3 separate regions of the Homo sapiens genome follow, and regions 1 and 3 are each linked to region 2. A link is a loop called in an ENCODE intact Hi-C map of the cell type or tissue named here. Cell type or tissue: endothelial cell of umbilical vein. All regions are shown on one strand. Each heading gives the region's core, and the rest is flanking DNA. Links, peaks and the distances in the headings are about the cores only. Region 1 holds the start of ACTA1 (actin alpha 1, skeletal muscle). Region 2 holds the start of LOC102723935 (a long non-coding RNA gene). Region 3 overlaps URB2 (URB2 ribosome biogenesis homolog).

Region 1 (9,715 bases), core at 2,962-6,961, 180 kb after region 2:
TGAGGTGAATGCAATAGACCATGGGACAGATGCAGCAGGAAGGACCTTGATATCCCCAAATTCTAACCTCCAAAGGTTTAAATGAGAGAGCCCAGGGTGTGCCCGAGTCCTGAGACCTTTCATTCTTTTTTCTCAATCCTAGTCCCACGCTTTAATCTGGACACACTGTCTCTTTCCATTTTCTTCTTTCCCCTGTCGTTCTCCTCCTGTACAATAGTAATATAGATTTAGTAGGGAAAAATTTTAGTGGCAACTTAATGAGCTTTTATGAGAAGGAAATAAGTCCAGTTAGAGCCTTGATGAGTCCTGTTTCCACATCTAAGGAAACACGGTAAGCAATAGGTGGGGGGAATCCCTGTGGCCTTCACTTCTCTCACAGCTCTAAATGGATTCTCTGAGAGGGCTTTTCGGTGGGAAGTCTGCTATGGCATATCCCCTCTGCAAGGCCCAGCACAGTGTTGCCACGCAGGGTCTTGGTTCTTGTTACCACAAACACCTGTGTAGCTGCTGAAAATAGTTACTTCTGTCCTCATGTAGTACAAATATTTGTATATGTTCTAGATTGTTTTTAAAGATTCATTCCTGACCACACCACACCACAGAAAAAATCCTCTTTCAGGCCTAATATTGGTAACACAATTTACAAAATACCTGTAGCCACAACCCAATATGAGAGCAGAAAAGATATGGAATACTAATAAAATGCAAGATGCTTGTTTCCTTTTAGAGAAGTGTCAGAAAAGAAATGGCATTTTTGGCCAGGCGTGGTGGCTCATGCCTGTAATCCCAGCACTTTGGGAGGCCGAGGCAGGCAGATCACTTGAGGTCAGGAGTTCAAGACCAGCCTGGCCAACATGGTGAAACCCTGTCTCTACTAAAAATACAAAAATTAGCCAGGTGCGGTGCACACCTGTAATCCCAGCTACCGGGGAGGCTGAGGCAGGAGAATTGTTTGAGCCCAGGAGGCAGAAGTTGCAGTGAGCCGAGATTGAGCCACTGCACTCTAGTCTGGGTGACAATGCGAGACTCCATCTCAAAATAAATAAATAATAAATGATTTTTTTAGATTTCGTGCATTTCCAGTGAAAACATGTAATTTATAATTTTTGCACTTATTTTTGGTAAAACAGTAATGTCAATGATGGGTTTTAAAAATTGGCACTTGACAAAACACTATCACAGTGTATTGAAAACTTCTGTCAGTTCTAAACTATTATGAGTCATTTACAGATTATGATCATAGGAGAAATAGACCTTACATATCTTACTTAAATCCCAATTGATTTAGGGTTCTGGTTCAAAAATCGTTAGCATGACAGTCAGCTAACACATGTAATAGTGATATTTTACCAGGCTGCTGGCTACATGAATGAATTTATTTATTTATTTTTGAAACAGGGTCTCACTGCACCCAGGCTGGATTGCAGTGGCATAATCTTGGCTCACTGCAAGCTCTGCCTCTTGGGGCTCAAGTGATTCTCCCACTTCCGCGTTCCGAGTAGCTGGGACTACAGGTGCACACCACCATGACTAGCTAATTTTTGTATTTTTAGTAGAGGCAGGGTTTCACCACGCTGGACAGGCTGGTCTCGAACTCCTGGCCTCAAGTGATCCGCCCACCTCGGCCTCCCAAAGTGCTGAGATTACAGGTGTGAGCCACTGCATCTGGCCACGAATGAATTATTTAAGCTATGTGTGTGTAGGTTATGTTTGCTCAGATATGCCTTTGCATATTCAATATTACCAATATGTTAGAGTATTATTATATCAGATATGTATATATGTGGTTAGTATTATCAACAAAAGCTGTATACCTCTGAAAGACTAGTATTTAGCCCATTTTTAACCTTCATCCACCCTGAGTGGGACAATACAAGGTTTTCAATGAACATGGTATTATATACTTCTTTTATTAAAATCTTAAATTTTAGCAATATTGTCAACTCTCTTGATATCTGGATTTGACAGTACCATGCCTTTTGAGGCCTCAAAGATTTCTGAAGTTTTTCAATAAGCCAGAAGATGAGGGATTAAACATATGACTACGTGGCATGTAACATAGCTATTTTGTCAATTGCAGCTATAAACTTATTTACAAACGAGTTTATTACTTTGAGTCTGAATCCATTATATTTAGGGGCCACTGCTCTTGAGAAACTTGACTAGGAAACATTAAGCTCCCTTTAAGGAATAGGTATTGCACTCTCCCACAGAAGTTCAAACTGTTGATAAATTTGATGCCTTTAAAACTTGTTTTGGGGGTGAGGGTGTTCCTCCTCCCCTTGCTTACCTCCCCGTCTTCCAGCGTGAGCCTCAGCTTCCCACCCCTCCGACGCTTCTTTGCTGCCCTTCTTTCTGGAGCTCTCACTTGGCCCTCCCTTGCCTCCTTCCCAGGTCCTGCACGAGGGGGTGTTTCTTTCTACCAGCAGCACCTGGTGTGAAGCAAAGGACTTCCCCATTGGAGAGAGGCAGTGACGGTCTTCACTTGCAAATTAAAACTCATTTATTAAGCCTGGACATAGTGGCACAGACCTGTAATCCCAGAACTTTGAGGGGCTGAGGCAGAAGCATTGCTTGTGGCCAGGAGTTCGAGACCAGCCTGGGCAGCATAACAAGACCCTGAGACCCTGTCTCTACAATAAAAATAAAAAACTGGCTGGACGCGGTGGCACATGCGAAAATATTAGCAACTGGGGAGGCTGAGGTGGGAGGACCCCTTGAGCTCAATTAGAGGATACAGTTGGGCTCTGATCACACCACTGCTCTCCACCGTGGGCGACAGGGCGAGACCCTGTCTCTATTAAAAAACAAAAACAAAAACAAAAACAAAATGACTTGTTACATGCAGAACACAACCCCCTCTCAGATCTGGAGATTCAGTAGGGGAACACCATAGGCGGAGCTGAGACGCCCTCTGAGAAACAGCTCTCCAGCCCCAGCACCATGGTCAGCGCCCGCTGCCTGAGGGGACCCAGGGCCACCAGCGGAGGCCGCCCCGGCAGTGCTGGCAACACTCGGGAGCGCTGCGCAGAGGAAGAAAGCTGCCTCGCCACACCCCAGAGGGTCAAGTCAGGCCACCACTAGCTGCCAGTGATCTGGAATGGATCTGATCCACTGCAGAAACCGGCAGGGGAGCATGGGAAGATGTAAGTTTTGTCTTCCAAGGAGCCCATTCATTTGGGGTATCGTGAAAAGTGACTTAAGAGGATGTGGGGGATGGGAATCCCTCTTCCTGCTCCACTCCCGCCCCAAGCAAATAAACACGACCACTTTACGCAGCTTAACAGAATGACTTTAATGCTTCTTCAAGTTTTCCATTTTCTTCCACAGGGCTTTGTTTCGAAAAATAACAAAATGAGGTAATAAGTTAATGTATGTACACGTTATAAACACTGTGTCAGTTTACGATGGCAGCAACGGAAGTTGTTACAAAGAAAGTGACTGCGGGGTGGCTGGAGCTCAGCCGCCCCCCCATTGAGAAGATTCGTCGTCCTGAGAAGTCGCGTGCTGGAGGTGGAGTGTGTCTAGAAGCATTTGCGGTGGACGATGGAAGGGCCGGCCTCGTCGTACTCCTGCTTGGTGATCCACATCTGCTGGAAGGTGGACAGCGAGGCCAGGATGGAGCCGCCGATCCACACCGAGTATTTGCGCTCCGGCGGGGCGATGATCTGCAAGACAGCGCGTGAGGTGGGGAGACCTCACCCTGGAGCCCACCCCGCCGACAGCCCGCGCAGGCCACCACCCACCTTGATCTTCATGGTGCTGGGTGCCAGCGCGGTGATCTCTTTCTGCATGCGGTCAGCGATCCCAGGGTACATCGTGGTGCCCCCCGACATGACGTTGTTGGCATACAGGTCCTTCCTGATGTCGATGTCACACTTCATGATGCTGTTGTAGGTGGTCTCGTGAATGCCCGCCGACTCCATACCTGGGGACCGCGGCGGGGAGCGTGAGCAGAAGCTCGGGGCGCCGGGGGCCGGCGGGGCCTGGGGGCCGGGGCGAGGGCGAGCGGGGCTCACCGATGAAGGAGGGCTGGAAGAGCGTCTCCGGGCAGCGGAAGCGCTCGTTGCCGATGGTGATGACCTGCCCGTCTGGCAGCTCGTAGCTCTTTTCCAGGGAGGAGGAGGAGGCGGCCGTCGCCATCTCGTTCTCGAAGTCCAGGGCCACGTAGCACAGCTTCTCCTTGATGTCGCGCACGATCTCGCGCTCAGCTGCGGAGGGCAGAAGCAGGAGAGGAGCCCTCACTCAGGGGCCGCCGCCGGCCCTCCCGCCCGGGGTGCAGGGGCGCCGCGCACCTGTGGTCACGAAGGAGTAGCCACGCTCAGTGAGGATCTTCATCAGGTAGTCGGTGAGATCGCGGCCCGCCAGGTCCAGGCGCATGATGGCGTGCGGCAGCGCGTAGCCCTCATAAATGGGCACGTTGTGGGTGACGCCGTCGCCGGAGTCCAGCACGATGCCTGTGCGCGCGCGGGAGAGAGTGAGTGGCTGGGGGCGAGGCCGAGGCTAGGCTCTCAGCGCTAGCGGCGGGGGCGGGGGCGGGGGCGGGGGCGGGAGAGGGGACTGGGGGCAGCGGGCACTCACCGGTGGTCCTGCCGGAGGCGTAGAGGGACAGCACGGCCTGGATGGCCACGTACATGGCGGGCACGTTGAAGGTCTCAAACATGATCTGGGTCATCTTCTCGCGGTTGGCCTTGGGATTGAGGGGGGCCTCGGTGAGCAGGGTGGGGTGCTCCTCGGGAGCCACGCGAAGCTCGTTGTAGAAGGTGTGGTGCCAGATCTTCTCCATGTCATCCCAGTTGGTGATGATGCCGTGCTCGATAGGGTACTTCAGGGTCAGGATACCTCTCTTGCTCTGAGCCTCGTCGCCCACGTAGGAATCTTTCTGACCCATACCGACCATGACGCCCTGCAGAGCCGAGACACCACGCACCCGTTAACGCCGCTCCGGGTGGCACCAGGCTGGCTTACGCGGGGACCCCGAGCCGGCTCCCTCTGCGGAGGGGCAGCCTGACCTGGTGTCGGGGGCGGCCCACGATGGACGGGAACACGGCCCTAGGGGCGTCATCCCCGGCGAAGCCGGCTTTCACCAGGCCGGAGCCATTGTCGCACACGAGGGCGGTGGTCTCGTCTTCGTCGCACATTGTGTCTAGTTTCTGCAAGGACAGGGAGACCGCGAAGAGGCGCGGTGCATCAGCGCAGAAGTCTCAGCGGCAGGGGGGGGTAAGCCTGGCTGGCCCCGACGTCCTCCCTCCCCAGGAACCTAGGGACATCTCCTGCCGGAGCCACTCAAATTCTGCCAGGGCGGCGACCAGGGGTTCTCTTCTCGACCTTTGCCCCGGCTAAGGGCTGCCCTGAACCAGGAAAAGGGGCACAGGGTCGCGAGACCCCACTGAGAAGTCCTCTGTCCACATAGCCAGGGGAACATGTTCCCCAAGACCTGTCTGCCCTCCCTGCCTGACACCTGTTCCAGGAGCTGGACGCTAGTGCCCATCCTCTCTGCGCCTCCCTGACCACATCTGTCACCTAGGGAGATAAGGCCTCAGCACTGCCTGCTTGCTGGGCCAGCGTGAGGGTGGAAGGAGATGCCCATGGGAAAGGCGTTGGCACCCCATCCAGGGAAGAGTGGCCTGTTAGGAACCCTGTGACATTTCAAACTCAGAAAGGGCCTTTTCGCCTGTTGGAAACCCAGAATGGGTGGTCCTGGCTGCTCGCTCATTCGCTCTAGCGCTAGTTTGGAAGGGAACTGCCTTGGCGACAACTAAAGCAAAACCGTTTATCTCCCTAGGCACATCCTACATGCCAGGTAAAGGAGCCCAAAGGGGCTAGAGAAAAATTTGGAGAAGTCTAATTTCCAGAGGCTGACTGTCTTGCCTCCTTTTTAAAGCGCGTGTGGCTCCGGAGACGAGGCACAGCGCTCAGGGCGCAGGCCTGGGGCTGACCAGGTGAACCGACTGGGTTCTGCCCCGGAGTCCTTCAGGTTCCCCTCGGTAGTGCCCTGTCCCCCTGTCCCCTCCCAACTCCTGCCCTACCTGGGCGGGTAGCTACAACTGCTACTCTCGGCTCGGGCCCTGGTCGCCGCGGAGGGGAAGCGAGGCTTCACTTGGCGCTGTCCGCTGCGGTGGCCGCTTGTCCCTCTGCTCAGGTTTTATATAGCCCGCGGGCATTCCCTCCGCGCCACCCCGCAGGAATGTCGCTGCCCTTCTCGAGCCATATTTGGGTGTTGGGCACTAGAGCCCCCTCCCTCGGCCGGTTCGCGGCCTGGGCCCCCGCCCGGGTCCCCTGCGTTGACCAAAGAAGGAGCGGGTTGGCCCGGTCCCAGGTAACGCGGGCCGGGCCGTATATGGAGTGTCTCCCTAGCGGGTTTGCCCCTCCTGACCCGACCCAGTTGCCCGCCGGAGGGGATGGGGTGGGGCGAGGGTCACCGCGTTCGCCGGTGGGTGCATGTGTGCGCCTGCGCTCCGGGAACCGCACCTGTCCCAAAGGCCTCCCCAACCATGTCCACTCTGAGCGCCCTGGGCGCTCGGGAAGGTGCCTGACTGCTGACTTCCAATATTTCAACTCCTCTTCGGGTTCTTTGCTCAGATCCCCAAACTCCCACTTGCGACTACCGGGAAGAGGGAGTCGTGTGGAGTGGTGGGCTTGGGAGGATTGGAGAAGCAGTCACTCCTGAGTCTCAGGAAGGGAAGGAAGGCGAACTCCCTCTCCTTTACGCCCCTGGAACTCCATTTCTCTCTTCCCACCCCCGAGCTCCCTGAATCCAAAAAGCTGAGCCACGTCGACCCCTTCCCCCACCGCACAGAGGGCCACCGGCGGCCGGAGGGCGCGCAGCTGTCGCAGGATAGACAACTGGCGGGGGGAGGCGAGGGCGGAGCGCCGGGGAGGAGGCGCGGGGGCTCCCGGGGATAGGCCTGTCAGGCGCAAAGCCTGAGCACACGGAGCTGTCCGCCTCAGGGACGCGCAGCGCCCTTGGGTCTCCTAAAGGGATTGAAGGGGTGAGGGTTCCCCTCCTGTAGGACGCACTGGCCCCAGGTTTTGGTGGGCTGAGGCCCTCCCCCAGCCTCTTTGGTGGCACTATGTGTGTCCCTCTCCTGGGGCTGAAAGACAAGGGTCACAACCCAGGACTGGCTAGACCTGGAGTGGAGGTGGAGATGGGTGAGGGGCTCTTCCTAGATGAGGCTTAGCTGGTCCTTCCTCCCAATAAATTGGAGGGGGTGGGGGGACAAGGACGCGGCACTCTAGGATGGGTGGCAGTTTTTCCTTCTGCAAAGGCTGAACAAACTCATCTTTATATTTAGAGGATGATGCCTGCCAAGGCCGGGCTGCCTCCCAGTCCACCTTGTAGTCATCATTTACCAGAGCCTGCTGCAGGTTCTATTTATATCACTGATATATGGGGCTATGCCTTTCAGATTTTCTAGAAGGATTTGGAGCTACTTATGGTAAAGTAGAGTGGGGGTCAGCAGAGGTTACCCAGTTGGTGCCTGTCCCTCTCTCTCTCTCTCTCTCTCTCTCTCTCTCTCTCTCTCTCTCTCTCTCTCCTTTTTCCCTAAGACAAGGACAGTTCTAACCTTGTGGAGGGCACAGGAGGAGCAGTCTTCTGTGATGAACTCAGGGACATGCTTTAAGGGGGTACATCAGTGATGTGGTGTGGGCCAGAACAGAATCACTCATTTTTCGGATGTGCTTAAGTGCTCCTAAAATAGTTGCAATTCACTTTTGGTAGTGGAACCCAGCAACTGGGACAGGTGTGGATTCTCTAAAAGGGGGATGGAAGCATATGCGACCCTCCTCTGTAGCCCACATCATGGCAGTTCATCCCAAAAATAAACAAGTATTAACAAAAATGTTCTAGTGAATAAAATGCTACCTTCCTAAAAATGATCAATTAAAAAATAAGGAGTTTGACTAGTATAGGGACTATGCGGTGAGGATAAAGTCTCCTATGGTTCCATATTTAGTTCTTCCAAGTATTTTGGAGAGTAAGTGAATAATTGACAGAACTGTATTTCCTTTTTAACATCCTGTGTCCTCCTGTGTCAGCGAGTAGTGGAGATACTAGAAAAAAACCACTTAGCAAATGAGCTGCATGTAACGTAAGGGGACTAGCTTACATTTGGGCCTTGAAGGTAGGAAATTTGCTGCCGTTCACTGGATACCTCAATATTTGTGCGCATTCCAAAGGAGAATGGGATTGTCACTATTTTTCAAAACTCTTGCTCAGTTCAACTCTTACCTTTCCTTACAGAAAGCTTTTCTAAGCTCAGTCTGTTACATTCAAACCCACACTAAAAGCTGACCATGATTAAAAACACTCACAAGCGAACAGAGACCTGCTAGTACAGCAAACTGTGGGAGATGGCCCCTGAGGTGGCCAGCCAGGCATCTGTTCCCTGCCCACATGATTTGCGGCTGGTTTAAATAGTCCCTGACAGGTCACCACAGGCCACCCTCAGTCCCATTCTGGTCTTGTTGCATTCTCATTGGCTTAGAGAATAGACTGAATGGTGGGTGGCAGAGCCACGTCTCCATACATGTATGTTTTGGGGGAGCGCAGCGGCGCCCTGCTCCGCCTTTTGAGAACTGTCACTAAGTAAAGGTCAGCCATGTAGGGTATGCTTGACAGGGAGTTCCTGCTTCTAAGTTTTCAGGTGCAGCCTCAGCTCTTCATACCCTGACCGGGCCCTTCTGCTACCACTACCCCGGTGTGTTCACACTTCCCTTCTCTCCAATTGTGCCCCTCAACACTCCACACACCCGTACCCCAATCTTGCTCAGTTCCAGTCTTCCTACTGTGTTTCCTATCAATTTAAACAGGAATTGGTAAAACACTTTATAATATGCTTTCGTGTTTCAATTAACCGTTTAACTATCCTAAGGTAAATAAGATAGGTATTACTCATTCCAGTTTTTTTTCTTTTTTAAAGAAAACTGAGGCTTAATGAGCTAAAACACACCCCAGGTTCCACAGCAGCCAGTGGAGGAGACGGGCTTGGGCTGTCCTTCCTTCTACTGCCAGTGGCCAGGGAGGGCAAGGACTGCTGCTTCTCTCTAATCCTCACCAACACTGGGTACAGTTCGAAACAGAACAGGCCCTTGAGGGATCTTTCCCAGTAATGAGCCAAAGACATCCTGACATGAAAAGCCGTAGCTTCCCCAGAAACTCAGCTTTGAGGGGCTGGCTGGGCACTCCAAGTTAGAGATATTCCAGGAACAGGGTAGACAAAGACCAACTCATTCTCACAAGCTACTTAAAAACGTCGGGTCGGCCAGGCGCGGTGGCCCATGCCTGTAATCCCAGCACTTTGGGAAGCCGAGGCTGGTGGATCACTTGAGGTCAGGAGTTCAAGACCAGCCTGGCCAACATGGTGAAACCCCGTCTCTACTAAAAACACAAAAATTAGCCAGGCGTGGTGGTGCACACCTATAATCCCAGCTACTCGGGAGGCTGAGACAGGAGAATCACTTGAACCTGGGAGGCAGAGGTTGCAGTGAGCCGAGATCCCACCACTGCACGCCAGGCCTGGGCAACAGAGAGAGACTCCATCTCAAAAAAAAAAAAAAAAAAAAAGTTGAGTCAACTCCTGGCAGCCCAAAGAAAGGGCTTGGGCTTGGATTTTCTACTTTTTCCTCCTCCTGAAGCTGGTGGTTTTTGCACTCATGGCCACCTCTAAGAACCTGATGATTCATTGGAGCAGTGCCCTCTCTTCAACATTCT
Region 2 (9,715 bases), core at 2,972-6,971:
TCACTCAGAATTTAAAAATAGAAAAATGCTTTCAGTGGCCTACAAGACCCCATATTCTGCCCTACACAGCCTGGTTCACTCCCCATTCCATTGATCTCCCTGCCCCGGCTGCTGTCCCTGCAGGCCCCATCAGTATGCTCCCATCTCAGGGTCTTTGTCTTCTGGAGGGCTCTTCCCCCAGATACCACAACCTTTGCTCCCTCCCTTCCCCTTCGGTCTGGGTACAAATGTCTCCTTATGGAAGAATCCTGCAGGCACCCTACTGAAAGCAGAACTATGGCTTCCCCCGCCCTCTCGCCCTCCAGGCAGGCCCAACCCCCCTCACCATTCGTTTTTTTCACTTACTTATCACCGCTGATGTGCTATATATTTACTTATTTGCCACATCTGTCTCCTCCCACATGCAAGTATTGCTCCATGAGGTCAGGAACTCTGCTTTCTTTACTGCTGCATCCCCGGGAACCCTAACAGCACCTGGAATTAATGAGCATGCAATGTGTACTTGCCGAGCAGATGTGAATGAATTACTTTGAAACTGACGCCAAAGGGCACCATCAACACAGAGGTGAGTGAGTCAGAATAGTCCCGCCTTTGTTCCCGCTCCCTTAGGATAGTTTCTCTTTACTTGACTTCTTTAAAAGAAAATCCATCAACAAGTTAATCACAAGGAAAATACTGACGGATTTTCCTCATTGCCAGACATTTAGAAAATATTCTGCATCTTTCTTCAGCCTCTAGGCTTCCTGACATTCCTTGAAGATGTTAGATCTAAACAAGCACCTGAGACAACTACTTCACTGAACTAAACACATGTAAATATAATCTTGATGACGCTGCCTTAGAGGTAGAATTATGTACCTCGAAGTCACTGAGACTTTCTGCTACTCTAGAAACCACTTCCTGTGTTAAGTGCAAAATAGGCATGATTTTATCTGTGTTCAGAAAGAAAAGTCAGAAAATTAAATTACAGTGATAGCTTATCTTATGCACAGGGCATTTTTCTTTTAACAACTAGAAGCTTTAAAAATCGAATATGTAATTTATATACCTTATAGAAAGATTTTAAAACATACATTAAAAAGTAAATAAAAATAATTTAAAATCCCAGAGGCTGGGTGCAGTGGCTCACGCCTATAATCCCAGCACTTTGGGAGGCCCAGGCAGGCACTTGGGGCCAGGAGTTCGAGACCAGCCTGGCCAACACGGTGAAACCCCCTCTCTACTAAACATACAAAAATTAACCAGGCGTGGTGGCACACGCCTGTCGTCCCAGCTACTTGGAAGGCTGAGGCAAGAGAATCTCTTGAACCCCAAAGGCGGAGATTGCAGTGAGCCAAGAATGTGCCACTGCACTCTAGCTTGGGTGACAGAGCAAGATGCCATCTCAAAATAAATACATAAATAAATACATAAATAAATAAATAAGTTTAATCTAATCCCAGAGATAACAGTTATTACTTGATGCATATTCTTTTACCACTTTGTCGATGTATCCATCTACATATTTATATTTTTTCTTATTAAAATGGAGCCATACCAAAACAACTGCTTGAAGTCTGTTTGAAGTCAGCTTTGCCCTTTAAGATTTCGAAGGTAGGCCAGGCGTGGTGGCTCACACTTGTAATCCCAGCACTTTGGGAGGCCGAGATGGGCGGATCACCTGAGGTCGTTAGTTCAAGACCAGCCTAGCCAACATGGTGAAACCCTGTCTCTACTAAAAATACAAAAATTAGCCAGGCGTGGTGGCATATGCCTGTAATCCCAGCTATTCGGGGAAACTGAGGCAGGAGAATGGCTTGAACCCAGGAGGTGGAAGTTGCAGTGAGCCAAGATAGTGCCACTGCACTCCAGCCTGGGCAACAGAGTGAGACTCCATCTTAAAAAAAAAAAAAAATTTCAAAGAGGTAGAACCTTTACAAGTCTTCAACATTGTCTGTAGGGAGAAGATCTCAACACGCAGCTCAGGACATCCAGCTCCTGGTCCCTATTCAGCACAACATTAAATGACAAGACCTTGGGTAGAAATACTTTCATTCTCAGAGTGTCAATTTCCCTGCCTGTTCAAATGAGACAGGTTAACTACAAAAGCTAGGCACAGATCAACTCTGTGGCTTCTCCCCTTGGGTGCCAAAATGTTAAAGCTTTGAAAATGGCAGAGTATTTTCAGGTGTGGCATCACACTGCCACCCCTAGGCTCATGAGAGATATCCTAAAAAGACTGAAGCCTCAAGAAGCCCTAGATCCTAGCTACATTTATTCAAAAGCTGGATAATTTACATGCTAGGGGGAATTCTTACAGAAAATGCCATTCATTCATTCATTCACTCACTCAACAAATATACAGTGAACACCTATCCTATGAAAAGCTAGATTTATAAAAAGGTTAGAAAGGCATGACTGATATTTGCCTTCAAGAAACAGTCTAGGGGTAGTAAGTATATAGGTGAGTACATGAGAAATTATGACACAGCCTGGTGGTTGCCGTGGAATATGTGAAGGAGCACTGGAAAGTCATAGTTCAGGAAAAGATCATGGAAGAAATGACACCCTGAGTCTTGAAGAAGGAATAGGATATCAGAGCACAATGATTAGAGAAGGTTGGAGGAGGAGGACAAGATGGGAAGAAAGGACCTTTAAGGTAGAAAAAGCTTCCTACACAAAACCCACAGCATGTCTGGAAATGATGAGTGGTTCTGAAGCAACAGAAAGGAGCGTGCCTGGCAGTAGACAAGAAGGGGCAGAAAGCGGGGTGGCCAGGCCTGGAGGGATGCCAGCTTCAGAGTCAGAAGAATCCGGGCTCCCCTAAACTCAACCATTCACTTGGGGGTGTGGGGGAGATGAGGCAGGTGCTGAATCGGCCAGATTTCAGCTCTGAGCTTCTCCTTATCTCTAAAATGGAATCATAAAATCCACTCCTTGCAGAGTTCTTCTAAGAATTAGGAAGAAAGTGTGAAAAGTGTCTGCCATGTAGAAGACATTCCATGTGATGATAAGGTTATTGTTATTAAAAGTAAGTTGGAGTCAGATCATGGTGTGCTAAAGAAGTTTTTTATCCTATGGACAGTGGGGGTCACAGAAGGATTCAAACAGGGAATTACACAATTTGATTCACGTTTGACAGAGCTCTCTGTGGATCCAATTGGTACTTAACCTTGGAGCCCCTTGAAATTCTATCTAGAATATTCTGTGTAAATGCATATGTGTACTTTACTCAGGAAGAGTCCCTAGTTTTCATTAGGCCACAGTGAGCCTGTGACTCCATACAGGTTGAGAATCACTGACAAGAGAAAAAATACATTGGGCATGGTGAGGTGGGCAGGAAGGGGAGGTGGAAAGAATGAGGAGATGCCATATTGTAAAAATACTCACCAGACCTGTGAAGACGACCACATGGAGAGGAACTGCAGCCTCCTGCCGACAGCCAGGTGGGTGAGCCATCTGGGAAGTGGGTCCTCCAGCCCCAGTCTAAACCTCAGGTGACTGTAGTCTCACAAGAGACTCCAAGTGAGAAGCACCCAATTAAGTTGCCCTTGACTCCTGATCCACGGAGACCGTGTGAAAGAATAAGCTAATCATTTGAAGCTACTAAGTTTTGGGGTTCATTATAGAGCAATAGACAACTGATACATTCCTTTAAGTGTTACCACAACTCCATTTCTGGGCATCACTGCCTTTGGCTCATTTGAGAGTCAAGTTTTCATGAGAAGCTTCTTTGTAACATTTCCACTCACAGACCCTGGCAAACTGACTTCAGAGTCTAGCTTTTTTTTTTTTTTTTTTGAGATGGAGTCTCGCTCTGTTGCCCAGGCTGGAGTGCAATGGCGCGATCTTGGCTCACTGCAATCTCTGCCTCCCAGGTTCAAGTGATTCTTCTGCTTCAGCCACCCAAGAAGCTAGGATTACAGGCACCCACCACCACACCTGGCTAATTTTTTTTTTTTTTTTTGTATTTCTAGTAGAGATGGGATTTCACCATGTTGGCCAGGTCAAACTCCTGACCTCAGGTGATCCACCCACCTCAGCCTCCCAAAGTGCTGAGATTACAGGCATGAGCCACTGTGCCCAGCCAGAGCCTAGCTTGTAATCACTCCGCTCTACTACCTCCCACCTTCCTTTCTTTGTGTAATAAGATTGCAGTACACAGTGCTGTACAATAAACAAAATATTTTTATACACATAGTCACACTTCATCCTCACAGGGATCCTGAGGCAGGAGAACAGTTACTTTTGTATTTCTCCATTTTGCAGTTTATAAAACTGAGGCTCAGAAAAATTGAACTTCTTTGCCCAAGGTCATTCAGGTACTAAGTGGTAGCTGGGACTCAAAGCAGTTCTTCCAACTCAAATCCCCATTTCTTTCTGTATTCGTCTGCTTGGGCTGCCATCACAAAGCAGCATAAACCGGGAGGCTTAAGCAACAAACATATCTCATCTCACAGTTCTGGACGCTGAAGTCCAAAATCAAGGCATCAGCAGGATTAGAACTTTCTGAGGGGTTGAGAGAGACTCTATTCCATGTCCCGCTCCTGGCTTCTGGGGGCTGCTGGCAATCCTTGCGCATTCCTCGGTCTGCAGGTGCATCAGTCCAGTGTCTGTCTCCATTGTCACATGGCATTCTCTCCTTGTGTGTCTCTCTCCTCCTCTTTTTTTGTTTTGTTTTGTTTTGTTTTTGTTTTGTTTTTTTGAGTCAGGGTCTCCCTTGTTGCCCAGACTGGAGTGCATTGATATGATCATAGCTCACTGCAGCCTCGGACTCCTGGGCTCAAGCCATCCTCCCACTAGCCTTCCAAGTAGGTGAGACTACAGCTGCGTGCCACCATGTCTGGCTAATTTTTAAATTTTTAGTAGAGATGGGGTCTCGATATGTTGCCCAGCAAATCCTGGGCTCAAGCGATCCTCCCGCCTCAGCCTCCCAAATCGCTGGGATTACAGGTGTGAGCCACTGCACCCAGCCTCTCCTCCTCTTATAAGAACACAGTCATACTGGATTAAGGGCTTGCCCTAATGACCTCACCTTAGTTTCATAGTTACATCTGCAAAGACCCTTTTTCCAAATAAGTCTGCATTCACAGGTATTGGGGCTTAGGACTTTAACGTATCTTTTGGTGGGGGATACAGTACAACCCACAGCATTTTCATAACTCATATTTTCCCTTAACAGACAATCTTTAGAGCATCGTTGGACTGTGCCTAAACTGCAAATTCTTGGAATCACCCTGCTGGTGCTGGCCTTGTCACAAAGCACAGCCTGGGAAAGGAGCATTCCAGAAGAGTATGTCAGTGAACCCACCAGGGGGCACTATGTGACCAGAAAATAACCCCAAAACACCAGCGGTTGCATTAAATTCCATTCTGTTAATGAATATTGTTTCTTAACTTTATTTCTTAAATCAGCAACTTCACATTTGATAAAGAGTCAAGGATTTCCTGATACTCGAATCACAGATTTCTGAGCAGCTTTAAAACTCATTGTTCCCCTATATGTAGCAGTGGATTGCTAGTAGCCCTACCAGGTCCTTGAATTGCTCTGGAATGCCAGGTGGAGCTAAATTGAGGGGTCAGGAACTCCTCATTGGATGTGAGATTCAAGTGAGACCATATATCTAAAAATAAGTTGAAGAGCAGGATAGCCAATCTCTGCAGGATTGGGGTCAATCTATCTCTGGGAAGTAATGTTCAACTCTAAGCAAAGCTGCACAAGAAGAGAAATCTGCATTCGGCACTGCTTCCTGGCTGGCCCCACTGCTCCTCCCTTCCTTCCTGTTCAGACACATGTCCCACAAACTTGCCCCCAAACCCCATTGCCTACCAGGTCCCAAAGAGGCCCCAAGTTCCAAAGCCACTTCCCCCACAAGCACAATTTCCAGTTTCCTTAAAGTCAGCAGTAAGGAAAGGCCTCTCCTTAACTGAAACAAAACGTGAAATTCTTTTGGGCAAATCAAGAAGGGATCTGGAAGGAAAACCCACAGGGCAGCCTCAGTATCAGCAGTCCCTGAGTCCCGCCCCTGGGTGGTGAATCTGTTCCTTGGGATTCTGGCATTTCGCCTTAACACAGAAGGCGCTCTTCTGGGCTGATTAAAAGGCTCGGCATATTCTCTCCATGGTTATCCTTACTGTGTGCTTATAGGTGGTGCCAGCACTCATTCATTCATTCCACAGATGTTTGTTGGGCACCTAAAATGTGCCTGACACTGGGACAGATGCTACAGGAGAAAAAAAAAAAAAGAAAGCTCAAGTCTCTCCCCTCAAAGATTTTACATTATCAGCTCAGAGAGCTCCAAACTCCTTGCCCAGCCAATACCCAACAATTCCTACAGAATGGGGGCAGGGGGAGTAAATTTTTAAAAGAAACTGAACAGATAATGTTTTAAGGAGGAAATCAACCATCTCAACAGAGAGGATCGAGGAAAAGTTCTGAGTCGAGCTCCTCCCTAAGAAAGGAGGGAGAGGGCCGGGTGCAGTGGCTCACGCCTGTAATCCCAGCACTTTGGGAGGCTGAGATGGGAGGATCGCCTGAGGTCAGGAGTTCGAGACCAGCCTGGCCAACGTGGTGAAACCCTGTCTCTACTAAAAATGCAAAAATTAGCTGGGCGTGGTGGTGGGTGCCTGTAATCCCAGCTACTCGGGAGGCTGAGGTAGGAGAATTGCTTGAAGCCAGGAGACAGAGGTTGCAGTGAGCCGAGATCGCACCACTGCACTCCAGCCTGGGCAACAGAGCAAGACTCCATCGCAAAAAAAAAAAAAAAAGAAAAGAAAGAAAGAAAGGAGAGAGAATGCAGGAGGGAGAGTGAGACTCGGGAAAGAACAGGGGAAGTTGACAACCACCCTTTTTCTACCAGCTCTCATTTAGCCCATAGTATGTTTCTAACCCATAGATATTTCTAACTGAGAAATATCTCCGAGCAACATGTCCTCACTGCTCAGACATAAGGATTTTCTCACTCACTGCATTTAATGCTGTATTCAATCTCTGCTGTTCTCTGTTCCATTTTCCACAAGTGGCAGTGCCTTTAGGAACAAAACCATTCCTCAACCCCCAGCAGGATTTCTCCAAATGTGGGACCACCTGCATTAGAAATACCTGGGGTCGGCCGGGCGCAGCACTCATGCCTGTAATCCCAGCACTTTGGGAGGCCGAGTTGGGTGGGGAGGGGGGGTGGTGGATCACCTGAGATCAGGAGTTCGAGACCAGCCTGGCCAACATGGTGAAACCCCACATCTACTAAAAATACAAAAATTAGCCTGGCATGGTGGTACGCTCCTGTAATCCCAGCTACTCAGGAGGCTGAGGCGGGAGAATCACTTAAACCCGGGAGACGGAGATCACAGTGAGCTGAGATCGTGCCACTGCACTCCAGCTTGGGTAACAGAGCAAGACTCCATTTCAAAAAAGAGAAATAATTAAAACAAAAAATGAAAGCAGAGATAGGAGCAACACTTGCTGGGAACACCAAAAATGGCCAGTAAGGCACCAGAAGCCAGGAGACAGGCCTGGAACAGAATTTCCCTCAGCATTCAGAGGGTAGCAACCCTGCTGACACCTTGACCTTGGACTTCCGGCCTCCAGAACTGTGAGACAATAAATTTCTGTTGTCCAAGCCACTTGGTCTGTGGTACTTTGTTACAGCGGCCCCAGTCATCTAATCCAGGAAGGTGACATGGTGCGACACCAGAGTTTGATTGCATGCCTGCTGACCTGGCTGCTAGTCCACACAATTTCAGGGAAAGGAAGAGAAAGTCTAATGACTCTGACCTAAATCTCTCTCTCTCCTGTAAAGTCACAGGGAACATCAATAAAGCCAGGAAGCTTTTTCTATTAGGCCTCATTAGTCTTCCATTAAAGGGCACATTTCACCAAGCTGATAGATGGAAATGGTATTGGCTACTGTCTGGTGGAACACAAATGAAGATGTTTGAAAGGGCAAGAAAGACAGGCTGCTGAGAGGTCTAGAGGTGGAGCGTATGGTGGGTGGTCTGTGCAGTGGGGAAACCCCCACCTTAGTTTCCTGGAGTAGGTTACATCTTCCCATGTGAAAGCCAATAATCCGTTACCAAAACGTCTCAAAATGAGTCCACAAAGGGCTGGAAAAAGGCATAAAGGAACTCTTGGGGGTGACAGAAAAGTTCCATACTGGGACGAGGTTGAAGTTGTCGCATGACCGTGTACATTTGTCAAAACTCATTGTACACTTAAAATTGGTGAATTTTGTTGTATGTAAAATTATACCCCAGTAAAGCTGATTAAAATGTTAAAATTAACCATAAAAGAAAATTTCAGTTGGTGGTGTTCAGGGATTATTTTATTTTATTTTATTTTATTTTTGAGACGGTGTCTCACTCTGTTCCTCAGGCTGGAGTGCAGTGGCGCAATCTTGGCTCATCGCAACCTCTGCCTCCTGGGTTCAAGCAATTCCCCTGCCTCAGCCTCCCAAGTAGCTGGGATCATAGGCATCTGCCACCATGCCCAGCTAATTTTTGTAGTTTTAGTAGAGACGGGGTTTCACTATGTTAGCCAGGCTGGTCTCGAACTCCTGACCTCGTGATCTGCCTGCCTCGGCCTCTCAAAGTGCTGGGATTACAGGCGTGAGCCACGGAGAATTTTTTTTTAAGCAGTTCTTGTGAAAACTATCTTTTAAATAAGAAACCAGGCTGAAAACAGGCCATTTAATTTGAAACACAGTATCGAAAATAAATAAGTAAATAAAAGATAATTCTATGGTACTTTTATCAGAATATGGAGGAAACACATAAATATAATTAAAAAGAAAAGAGGAACCAGAAAATCCTCTTTTTCTGAATACAAAACAAGAATTTAAATGACTCGAATGAATAATCCCTGGGTATCAATGCTGTTAAATGCAGAAATAAGCAGAGATGCATCACATTAGAACTGATGGAAGATTTGCTGGTAACTTTCAAATGAGAAGATGAAGGTAGGAAATTATCGTATCACTGAACTCAAGAACTCTATCCACAACTCTAGCCTTGGCTTAATGTTGTAGACTGTTATTTGCAGCATATTCCTGTTAGATAAACAAAATCTCTGTGCTTTGGAGGATGACAGACTCAAAGATTTGAGTTTCATATTAGAGAACTGGATGATAACTTCAGGACTATTTTCTATCTTAAAGCTAACCTGAGCTTATGCTGAATTTATAGAAGTGCTCTGGGAATGTTTTCTACCACAAACCCTTTCTCATCTGTGTCTCCATACTTATTTGGCATCACAGTGCAATAAAGAGCCCTGGTTTGGATGTCACCCTTGACTATAATATAAAGATAAGAAGAGCAACCTTGTCAGGTGGTGTAAGGATCAAGGGAAGTGACATAAAGCACCCAGAACAGGGCCTGGCTCAACAGAGCGCTGTTTTCCTTAGGCATTAAATAATTCAATGCCTTTTGAAATCATAGCTCTGTGTTTTGGGCTTTTTATATTGCATTTTTAAAAGGAGAGGTGTCAGTTTGGTTTGGTTTGAGATAGCAATTCCAACATTGATACATACTAGCTGTGGAAACTGGACAAAATATGTAATCCATTTGGGCCTTTGTTTCTTCATCTGTAAAATGGGATAATACCTCCCTTATAAACCTGTTGTAAGAATTAGGTTTTCTAATACATGTAAAGCACTTAGCACTATACCTAGTGTTTATCAAGTACTCAATAAATTATACTAGTATTAGACGATACTTTAGTTTTATTATAGCCTTCCCACAA
Region 3 (9,715 bases), core at 2,207-6,206, 400 kb after region 2:
TGCTCCTGGACTTAGGAGGGGGCTGTGTCCCAATAAAGCCATAGTATATTCAAAATATCATTAGTTGAAATGCATTCAGTACTTGATAAACCCATCGTAAAAGTGAAAAAATCGTAAGTTGAACCATTGTTAAGTCCAGATGCTCCTTGACTTAATGATGCAGTTATATCTGGATAAATCTGTTGTTAATTCAAAAAATGTCAAGTTGAAAAGTGTTAAGTTGAACCGTCTTAAGTCAGGAACCATCTGTATGGTGATAGCTTAGAATAAGTAGTTTGTGCTGCTCATCTTATCTAAGGTTTTAAAAGCTACTTAGTGATGTTTTCATTTGTTGGCCAGTGATCTTAGTGTTGTAGAAATTGACTCTTTTCTTGTTTTATAAATAAGTTATCTGAAACCTAAAGATTTAAAGTGGTTGTGTTGTCTAAAACCTACTGGCCTTCTTACTACCCCCAGAGCTCTTTGCAAGAGGCTGTCTAGCTGCATTTTCACTACTGAGAAACTGTGTAAGTAGTTCAGAGCATGGGCTCTGGGCTCAGACTGCCTAGGTTCAAGTCTTAGCGCTGCCAGTTATTAGCTGTGTGACTTTGGGGAGGTCACTGAACCTCATTTTTTGCCTTTGGAAGTGGAATTATTTATTTAGTAAGTGATAATTAAATGAATGAACAAGTATGAATAAGTAGTCCACTTACAAAGCCCTCACCCTGCCAGTATGATCAAGGACTTTGTGTTTTTGTCTGTTTTTCGTTTTGTTTTGTTTTTTTCTTTCCCTCCCAATTACCTTGCTGTAAAATTCACAGACACGCCATTCTACCTTCGGTCCTTGAGTGTTGCTATCATCTATAAAATGGTAAAATTTAAGATGATCACTTGTCAGAAATTTCTGAACTATTACATGAAAAGGATCATAACTTTGAAGAGTAGCATCGTCTGAGAGACAGAAACAAATTGCCTCTTTAGGAATGTACTTCCCAGTGGTTGCCTTCGTGAATCAGTTCTTCTGGTTAATAAAATATGTCCTCATTAGAAACTGTGTTTGCAGAGACACATTAACCCTTTCAGGTTATCAGGGTAGCAATAAATGATCAGCCAAATTCCAGGCCTGTCTGCTGATGCTCTACCACTGCTTTGGTTTTTTTCTACTTCTTAAAAGTAATGGCAAAATACATCTAGTATAAGGTGAATTTTACCAGCTTAACTGTTTTATGTGTGCACTTCAGTAGTAGTATATACATTCTTATATTGTGCAGCCATCACCACCATCTGTTCCCAGAACTGTTCATTACTACTGCTTTTTAGTTTCAGTTACTAGGGTTTCAAACTCTGTTCAGCCCACATTTAGTTGAAACCTGAATGGATGTGGTAAGTGTGAAGAGAACCTGTTCCCCCAGCCTTTTAGGTTGGTTTGATATTAGTCTGAGTCTCTTCTCTGGAAGTTTGGGTGGAGCATCAGATACAGCCAGGTTGGAGCTGGCTGCCACCCACACTCCTGTGCTCCAGATTTTAGGTAACCCTGAACTTCAGGGGAGAAGTGCATCTTTAGGGATGAGGACCAGTTCAACCATTCCAGGGCTGTTAGGAATTAAGTGCATATTGTGCTGTTCTTGACATAAATAAAAAAGGAATCTATTAAATGGCAATCATGAAATCACTTCTGCTCTTGGGTGATATGATGTGATCTAATTACTAGTGTAGGCTTATCAGTGGTCTGTTTTGGTAGTTTCAGAGCCTGCCTGCTGCCTTGCTCTGGGGTGAGATGGGGGTCATAGTGTTATGGTGAACGTAGTTGTCATTGTCCCACAGGGTTGGCATAGCTTCCAAGGTGATTGACGGTGTAGAAGAATTTGACACAATGGGCAGGCAGCTTATCTTCTTATAAGGTTTTTAAATTTAAAGACTCCAGTTTTTTAAAATGCCCCTGGTAAACATGTAAGCATCATTTACTGAACAGCAAAGCCAGCCTTTTGCTTTCATGGAGTTTTATTCCAGGTTTGTGTTTGCTTGAGTTAGCTTCTATTTCCCCAAAATACAAACTTTAAAAATATGAGTATTTAAAGGTTTGACTTAGTAATAAAATTATATTTTAAAAGTGAATGTCGATTTTTTTCTCAATTTGGAGGTCAGTTTGAAATTACTTGTTAGTGCTTCCCAAGGCATTGTTGGCAGGTGGTGCGGCTTGATCTCTGCCCCCAATTGTTCTCACAGAGGTTTGCCTTTTTCCTCAGGTGACCTTATATCCAGCTGTGAAAAGTCTGCTGCAGGAGGGCATTTACCTCATCCTGGACCTCTGCATCGAGCCTGACGTCCAGTTCCTGCGGGCCTCGCTGCAGCCGGGAATGAGAGACATCTTTAAGGAGCTCTATAATGACTATCTCAAGTACCACAAGGCCAAACATGAAGGAGAGAAAAGATATACGGCCTAAGGCTATGGGACAGAAGTGCCGCCAGTGACACTGTCCAGAGGCTTTGGCTGCATGGTCTGAAAGAGCTGGAGAATGAAAGACTTAAGATGTTCTAATTCGTAGTATTGGTATACATAGAAAATCCTTTGGGGTTTATGTAGTATATTTTGATGTATTTTACATCGTGTTTTTCTTACTATTTTTTAATACATAGTTTTATGCAGTAAGTATTGCAATAGAATCCTGAAAATTGACCCTGGGATGAGATTAATTCAATAGAAAAATTGCTGACTCTTGGGACCTTTCTGTGTTTGGTTCTCGTCTTGGCTCAGTGGTTTGGTGTTCCCTCGTCTGCACTGGAAACTACATAAAACTTGGCTTTTTACTTTGGGTACATGGGCGTATAATTCAGCCCTGTTTAAATATACTTGCCTTTCAAATTCTTCAAGTAACATGGGAAGTATTCTTGAAATGTCACATTTTCTGCCTTCCCTCTAAGTATGCTTTCTGAAGAAGTCAGGGAAAGTTAGAGTCTGTGGCCTGAGGTGTCTGCTCTGGGTGGCGATAGTGGGCACCTCAGGCAGGTCGGTGACGTTTAGCACAGGTGCCAGGGCTCCTGCCTGCTCCTCCTGTGTTAGCTCTGTGAAGTTCATTTAGGAATTTTTTTTTCCTATGCAGTTTAAGAAATAATCCTAATTGTTTTTTCTTATTACCTAAGCAATATATTTTTATTATAGCAACCTCAGAAAAGAAAAATAAAAGGATAATTTAAAAAACTCATTCATAGTCTCAGTTACCCAGATAACCTCGGTTGTCACCTTGGAGTATCTTGTTGTAGTCCCTTTACTATGTGTATGTATATAGATGTGCATATAAATATATATAGTAGCTAAATTGGATCATAAATGCATTTTTTTAAAGTTACCTTTTTTCCTGTGTAATATTTTAAGTAACTCTGGGTCAGTGAAAACATTCGACATATATTTTTTTTGGCTGCATAGTAGTCCATTGAGTAGATATTGTTGTTTTATTTAATAAGTACACCATGGTTAGACATAGGTATCTGTCCAAATTCCCTTTTATAGATGGTGCTTGCAGCTGAATTATTTTCAGAAGATGAATTCTCATGAGTTGTATTATTTGTCAGAAAACCACATCATTTTTAAAGGATTTATATAAATATTGCCAAATTGCCCCCTAGAATATTACTAATTTATTTTCCTACTAGTGAGTCAACTTTAATATTATTGATTTTTGTTTCTTTATGCTTCCTTGATAGGAGAGAGATGTTATTCTGTTTTGAATTTCTTTAATTACTAAGAGATTATACATTTTTCACATTTACCATTTTTATTTCTTATGTAAATTATGTTTATATAATTATCTTTCTTCTGTAATAGCACATTTCTCAATTGGGATATTTACCATTTTTCTTATTCACTGTCTTTGGGGGAATCATGTTGGAATTCCCTTTTTAATTAGTTCAAAATGCAGACTTTTGAAGTTATTTGAAGGATCATCCTTAAGCAAAGGCTTTTTTTTTTTAACACTGTATTTTCAAGCAGATGTGATTGGAGCAGACAATATAAAATGAATGTCTTTGATACCTAAGAGAAATGGCCCTTGTTTTACGCCCCACATTTGATTTTATTTCCTGTGCTATCTTGTGGGGGCTGGGGGACAGTCCTGCCTTACGCACTGCACATGTCATCTGTTCCCTTCCCTTCCTCATCTAGACTGTGTGTGCAGAGGGCCTTTCGAAGCTCTGGCCACCAGAAATGTCTTCGGCTGGTCTGGCATCCTTTCGCTTAATGCTTTGTGTTGACAGAATTTTGTTTCTGTAGTAAACTCCCTGCAGGAGCCTCGAAGAGAGTCTGGTGGCGCCATTTCTTGTTCACAATTGGAGATGGGTGTTGGTGTGAGCGGGCGACCTTTCAAGGACACGAGCTGTAAACAAGCGGGAGCTAAAACACGGTCTTAGGTTTGCCTCTGGTTCAAGTGCCCAGACCGGAAGCTAACTGTCTCCAAGGCCTTCATGGAGCCATGGCTAGTTTTTCCTGTGCTGAAAGTTCTGAAGGCCAGAGGTGAGGGGACCATCCTTTCCCCCTGCCTTGGGAATGCTGGGTGAGCTGACGAACGTGGAGCAGTTCATCAGGCGTCCTGGTGGTGGCACTGCAGGGCCTTTCGAAGGGAGTTGGCAGCGGCTGCCAGGTAGTCAGCCTTGAAGGAAGGGAAGGACGAAGAGAAGGCTGGGACTCCACCTCCTCCCTGCACAGCTCTGAAGGGCTCTCTGCTGTGTTCCCATTTCTGGGGAAGCAGTCACAGGTTCCTCACAGTCATTTCTATTTGAACTCTAAACGCTCCTCAGCAAAGAATTTGTTTTAACTCCATTTTGCTGATTCATAGGGTAGAAGAAACATGTTTCTGGCTGGCAAATATGGAGGCTCTGTTGTTCATTTTTATCCTGTTAGAATAGACCTCACAAGCAAAGAGAGTTGGCCCAGCCAGCTCTCCACATGGCAGAGTTGGGGACTCAGCTTGGGGAACGGCAAAATGCTGGGCTTCAGAGAGACTGTCCCCACTGGACTTGCTGTGGCTCCAGACCCCCATCACCTGACAGATGTGCATGAATCACCTGTCTGTACCAGGCACGGAGACATGGCCCTGGTCCTCAGGGAGCTTTCTAGTAGAGGACATTGACAATGAGCCAGGAAACAAATAGGCCAGGGGGTGATCGCGGGGTTGGCAGCAAAGCAGACAAGTTCAGTGGCTGGAGAAAGAGGTGATATTTGAACTGAGACCTGCCTGGGTGGTGAGAGGCGCCCCTGGAAGGGCCTGGGGTGCTGATCCTTAATGCCTGCACTGAATCCATGTGGCAGCCTGGTTTTGGCTGAGGGCGGACACCTGAAGGGAGGGGTGGGCGTAAGGGGAGTTGGGTGAGAGAAGGCTCAGCGGGGTGACTTTGCCTGGGATGTTGCCTTGGGCGGTCCTGGACAGTAGTACATCAGGGGGCCCCCAATGGCACAGACAACACACAGCCCCGTTCTCGACCTTGCCCTGCTTGTGGACCACAGTGGGTGGGTCTCCTTCACAGCCTGTCTTCTGCAGCTTCCCGGACTCAGCCTCCTACAGTAGCTGTGGAAACTGCCCAATGTTAAGGAGTGATGTGAAGTCTCCAGAAAAAAAGACAGCAAAGAGGGGGTGTCTACTTGAAGGGATTTGGGGGAGTTTTTTTTTTTTTCGGTTTCTCTTTTTCATTTTTCTTTGGAGACAGGGTCTCGCTCTATTGCCTAGGCTGGAGTGCAGTGGTGCAATCCTAGCTCACTGCACCCTCCAACTCCTGGGCTCAAGCGATCCTCTTGTCTCAGCTTCCCAAGTAGTTGGGACTACAGGTGCACACCACCACAACCAGCTAATTTTTAAGTTTTTAGTAGAGATAGTCTCACTATGTTGCCCAGGCTGGTCTGGGACTCCTGGCCTCAAGCAGTCCTCCCTTCCTTGGCCTCCCAAAGTGCTGGGATTACAGGTGTTAGCCCCCGCACCTGGCCCTGGTTTCTCATAACTCATAGAGGTAACTTTGATTTATTGCCGGCATGCCAGGCTATAGCCTGAATTCTTTTGTCTAATAAGCTCATACGTTTCTGCTTTATGTCTCATAAAAGCCGCTGTAGAGGCAGCAGCAGTGTCGTTTTTGATTCCTCATTCCCTTGTGCAACTTCTGAACACTCTCCTTTTTTTTTAAATTTTACTTTGTCGTTTACCTTTTCCATCTCTTCCAGCAGACAAGTTCAGTGGCTGGAGGGAGAGGTGATATTCACCCTTTCCCCCTCAGCCTGTATGTCTCTCGTGTCTCTCTAATGGATGTTACTTCTGTTGCCCTGTGCTTTCTTGTCCCCACGTCCTTCCAACACCATTCTGCCATCCCCACTCACTGACTTCTCTGCCCTCCCTCCCTGGTGTGTCTGGGCCACCTCTCTCAATCACTCCTGCTTGCTGGTGACCTCTCTTCTTTCCCAGTCTTCCCTCTTGTTTCCTGCTGATATTTTTTGTAGCCTCATGTCCACACTGGGGACCCTTCTGAAATGTCCTGACCCCACATTCCCAGGACTGCCACCCCTGCCCATCTGCCATCGCTGATGTGAGAACTCACACTTGAGCCTCCTTGTTGGACTCTTCTTGGCTTCCCTTGCTCCTTTTTTTTAAGAGGCTGGAGTACAGTGGTGTGATCCTAGCTCACTGCAGCCTCCAACTCCTGGGCTGAAGTGCTCCTCCCATGTCAGCCTCCCAAGTAGCTAGGACTACAGGTGCATGCCACCACGCCTCGCTAATCTTTTTTAAGTAGAGATGGGATTTCGCTCTTGCCCTGGCTGGAATTGAACTCCTGGGCTCAGGTGATCCTCTTGCCTTGGCCTCCAAAGTGCTGGGATTACAGGTGTAAGCCACCGTGCCTGGCCCAATGAGCCTGTTTGTAATGTCCTTTCTTTGGCCTGCCCTGTTGTCCCTCTACCCAGCTTGTTCCCCGTTGCCACCATGACCACTGTGCCTCACTGGCATCCCTAGGTCTGTCACCTCCTTCCTCGTCTTTGGAGTTCCCTGATTGTCCTGCCCTACCCTTAACTCCAGAGCCAGCTCTGTTGAGGGAGAAAGGAATGGAGTCATGGGGATTGATTCTCTACAAAATCCTGTTCTCTCTCTTCTGCTGGGGTCACCTATTGGGAGGAAGATCTCTTTTTTCATCAGAGGGAGAAACATCCATGAGGCAGCATAGCTTTGGGATGTTAGGAGCTTGTGGAGACTGGATTGTTACAATGGTTTTAATGTGAAGTTCTGGTTGATCGTAGAACATAAATATTTGGATGAGAGGAAGGAAGAGGTTTGTGAAATGCTCCAGAAAGAACACAACTAGTAGTAGTGGGAGTGGTTTTTCATTACAAAGGAGGATTGAGGGGATGTGACTCAGTAGACCAGGCTCAACGGAGGTGAAAGTGTGCTGGGGCCTGGGGCGAGAAACACACTCAGAAAAATGAGGCCACGGGAAATCCCAGCAGTAACGCCTGGCCGGCTGCCAAGGTGGTGATAAAGAAGCACCCACAGAAACACAAATCAGTGCACGGCCCTGCGTCTTCCTGTACCTTAATGTCATGCTAGAGGGCATGGCCAACTGTTTCCCAACTATGGCCATTTCAAAGACTCAGAATGGCTGTTCTTGTGGGGACAGATGTGGGTGCCGGTGCCATTCAGTGTCTGGTATTCTCTGACTTGGCATGCAGCCTGCACTGGTATTTTCTCTAAGCCCTCTTTGAGCTTTATAACAGATTAAATCAGGCACACAATCTCTTCCCATCTAACCATAGCCCTCTGTCTCTCGAGTCTCTGCTATCACTTTCCCTGCTGTTTATAGACACACACAGAATACTCTTAATTTATCTTCAGTCTCGATCCTGTTATCCTCTCACATTTCCATCAGCCTTTTCTCTTGACTACCCAACAATTATAAGGAGTCTACCTTTGCTCCTTGGTCATCCTTCCCATCAAAACTGCCCTCTGAAAGACACCTGGCTTCACGAATGTGTGGTAGGTCCTTGACCATCGCTGGACACCCTTGGCTGGTCGGACCCCCCGCTGGCTCTCTGCATCCTCTAGGGCCTCGACTATCTCTGATGCTCTTGGTTACCTTTTTCTCTCCCTTCCCCTAAAATACTGGTGTCCTCAAGGATTAATCCTTGACAATTCTCTCTAGACCTTCTAACTTTCCTGACCTTCCACTCCCTGATGTCACCATTGCCTCTGGGCAAGTCCTTTTCAAACTTGCCAATTTCTGCTCATTGAATTGAGTTGAAAATCTGGAAGACATAACCAATTCCTCACTCTCCTTCAGTCCCAGCTCTCACTAGCATCTTCCCTCTTTTCTCTTACTGCCTGTGGTCACTCATCCTAGAGATTGTTTCTAAATAGTCCTAGTGGTTGTCCCTCCATCTTCCTTCAAACCTCCAAAGAGTCTCCTTTCAAAAAACAAATTTCTTTTTTTTTTTTTTTTTGAGACAGGGTCTTGCTCTGTTGCCCAGGATGGGTTACAGTGGCATGATCTTGGCTCACTGCAGCCTCTGCCTCCCAGGTTCAAGCGATTCTCCCACCTCAGCCTCCTGAGTAGCTGGAACTATAGGTGCGTGCCACCATGCTTGGCTAATTTTTATATTTTTTTGGTAGAGACGGGGTTTCACCATGGTGGCCAGGCTGGTCTTGAACTCCTGACCTCAGGTGATCCACCATCCTTGGACTCCCAAAGTGCTGGGATTACAGGCATGAGCCACCACGCCTGGCCTTATGATGACTTTTGGAAACTCCATCTAAAATCCCACCCACCTGCCTTGACCATCCTGTCCCCTTTTTCCCTGCTTCATTACTTTTTCCTCAGTATGTGTTGCTCTCCAATTTACTAGGTGTTTTGCTTATGCATGTTGTCTGGTGTCTTTTTTCCCAGTAGAAGTTAAACTCCGCATATGCAGGGATCCTGTTTGTGCTACTCACAGCTTGAGTATGGACCCGAAATGGGCACCTGGCACATAGTAGGTGCTCAATTAATACTTGTTGGATGAAGAATGCCCTGGGAATACTGGTCTTCCAGCAGAGTAGAACAATTTGAAAACTGCGCTCCACCCGCCTGTCTCCATAAATGTCAATGAATGCGTCTTTGTAGAATAAATATTTGAATTAAATTTTCCATGCACTATGTGTGGCTGCGTGGCCTGACTGTACAGAGGCTGCAGTTTACCACAGCAAAGTGTTGCTGATGCTTCCTATTACAATGCGTCATTGTTTCACTAAACACCCACAGCTTAGGTTTTCAGAAAATCTGGAAATGTGACATTAGCTTCCTGATTGTCTCAATTTCCAGATGCATTCATCCCTAATCCAGCAAATGTCAGGAGGGCTGCTTTATACTCTGGGGGCTGAGGTTTTCAGCACCTGTTTGCCACACACCTAGTTCTGATTGTCATTGGGATTGGAGATACAGGCAGAAGACAGCTCTGCCAGATTCGACTTTCTGATGAGGCTCCTGTGACATGTACTGCTGCTGGCGCTGGCTTGTGGTGCTGGAAGTGCAGGGTCTGGTGGCTCCCTTTGCAATGGGAAGTTTCAGAGGAGCTGGGCTGGTGAAAAGCAGCTGTTCATCCACAGCACATCTGCATGGAGCAAGGGCACTGGGGAGACTTAAATGTCCACTTCTGGGATTCTCTGGGTGGCATTTGGATGCCACTTTTGATGGACAGGTTGTCAGAATGATAGCATGAACGTCCACGGCTGGTGCCTTA

What was found. Peaks named below come from ENCODE experiments on the same cell type or tissue, not always from the same donor. Only the 100,000 strongest peaks of a DNase experiment are listed, where the experiment ranks them.
Region 1: a loop joins it to region 2, with 4 times the contacts of the local background. A loop is called at or near these places in 2 of 110 quality-filtered maps.
Region 3: it touches region 2 in a loop (13-fold over the local background); 2 of 110 quality-filtered maps call a loop at or near these places.

What each region holds. Positions count from the first base shown.
Region 1 is chr1:229,427,975-229,437,689 of GRCh38, forward strand. ACTA1 (actin alpha 1, skeletal muscle) reads right to left here and starts at 6,120. Exons shown (of 7, transcript NM_001100.4): 1 at 6,030-6,120; 2 at 5,013-5,153; 3 at 4,582-4,906; 4 at 4,296-4,457; 5 at 4,020-4,211; 6 at 3,747-3,928; 7 at 3,271-3,668. The coding sequence starts at 5,141. The coding sequence ends at 3,525. RefSeq lists silencers at 2,788-3,082, 5,828-6,122, 9,594-9,715 and enhancers at 3,122-3,741, 3,742-4,363. In endothelial cell of umbilical vein, for the core only: no CTCF peak of the experiment used is centred there; no DNase peak of the experiment used is centred there; H3K27me3 peaks cover 3,489 bases.
Region 2 is chr1:229,252,918-229,262,632 of GRCh38, forward strand. It overlaps RAB4A-AS1 (RAB4A antisense RNA 1), which reads right to left. Exons shown (of 2, transcript NR_149313.1): 2 at 3,975-6,203. It overlaps LOC102723935 (a long non-coding RNA gene), which reads right to left and starts at 3,781. Exons shown (of 3, transcript XR_426935.4): 1 at 3,370-3,781. It overlaps LOC124904540 (a long non-coding RNA gene), which reads left to right and starts at 433. Exons shown (of 2, transcript XR_007066924.1): 1 at 433-565; 2 at 5,162-5,363. RefSeq lists enhancers at 1-855, 856-1,729. In endothelial cell of umbilical vein, for the core only: a CTCF peak has its summit at 5,295 (motif pointing right); a DNase peak (open chromatin) is centred at 5,304.
Region 3 is chr1:229,656,875-229,666,589 of GRCh38, forward strand. URB2 (URB2 ribosome biogenesis homolog) reads left to right here. Exons shown (of 10, transcript NM_014777.4): 10 at 2,226-3,326. The coding sequence ends at 2,423. Among named protein-coding and RNA genes, the nearest start is that of URB2, 35 kb to the left of the region's middle. In endothelial cell of umbilical vein, for the core only: a CTCF peak has its summit at 4,568; a DNase peak (open chromatin) is centred at 4,577.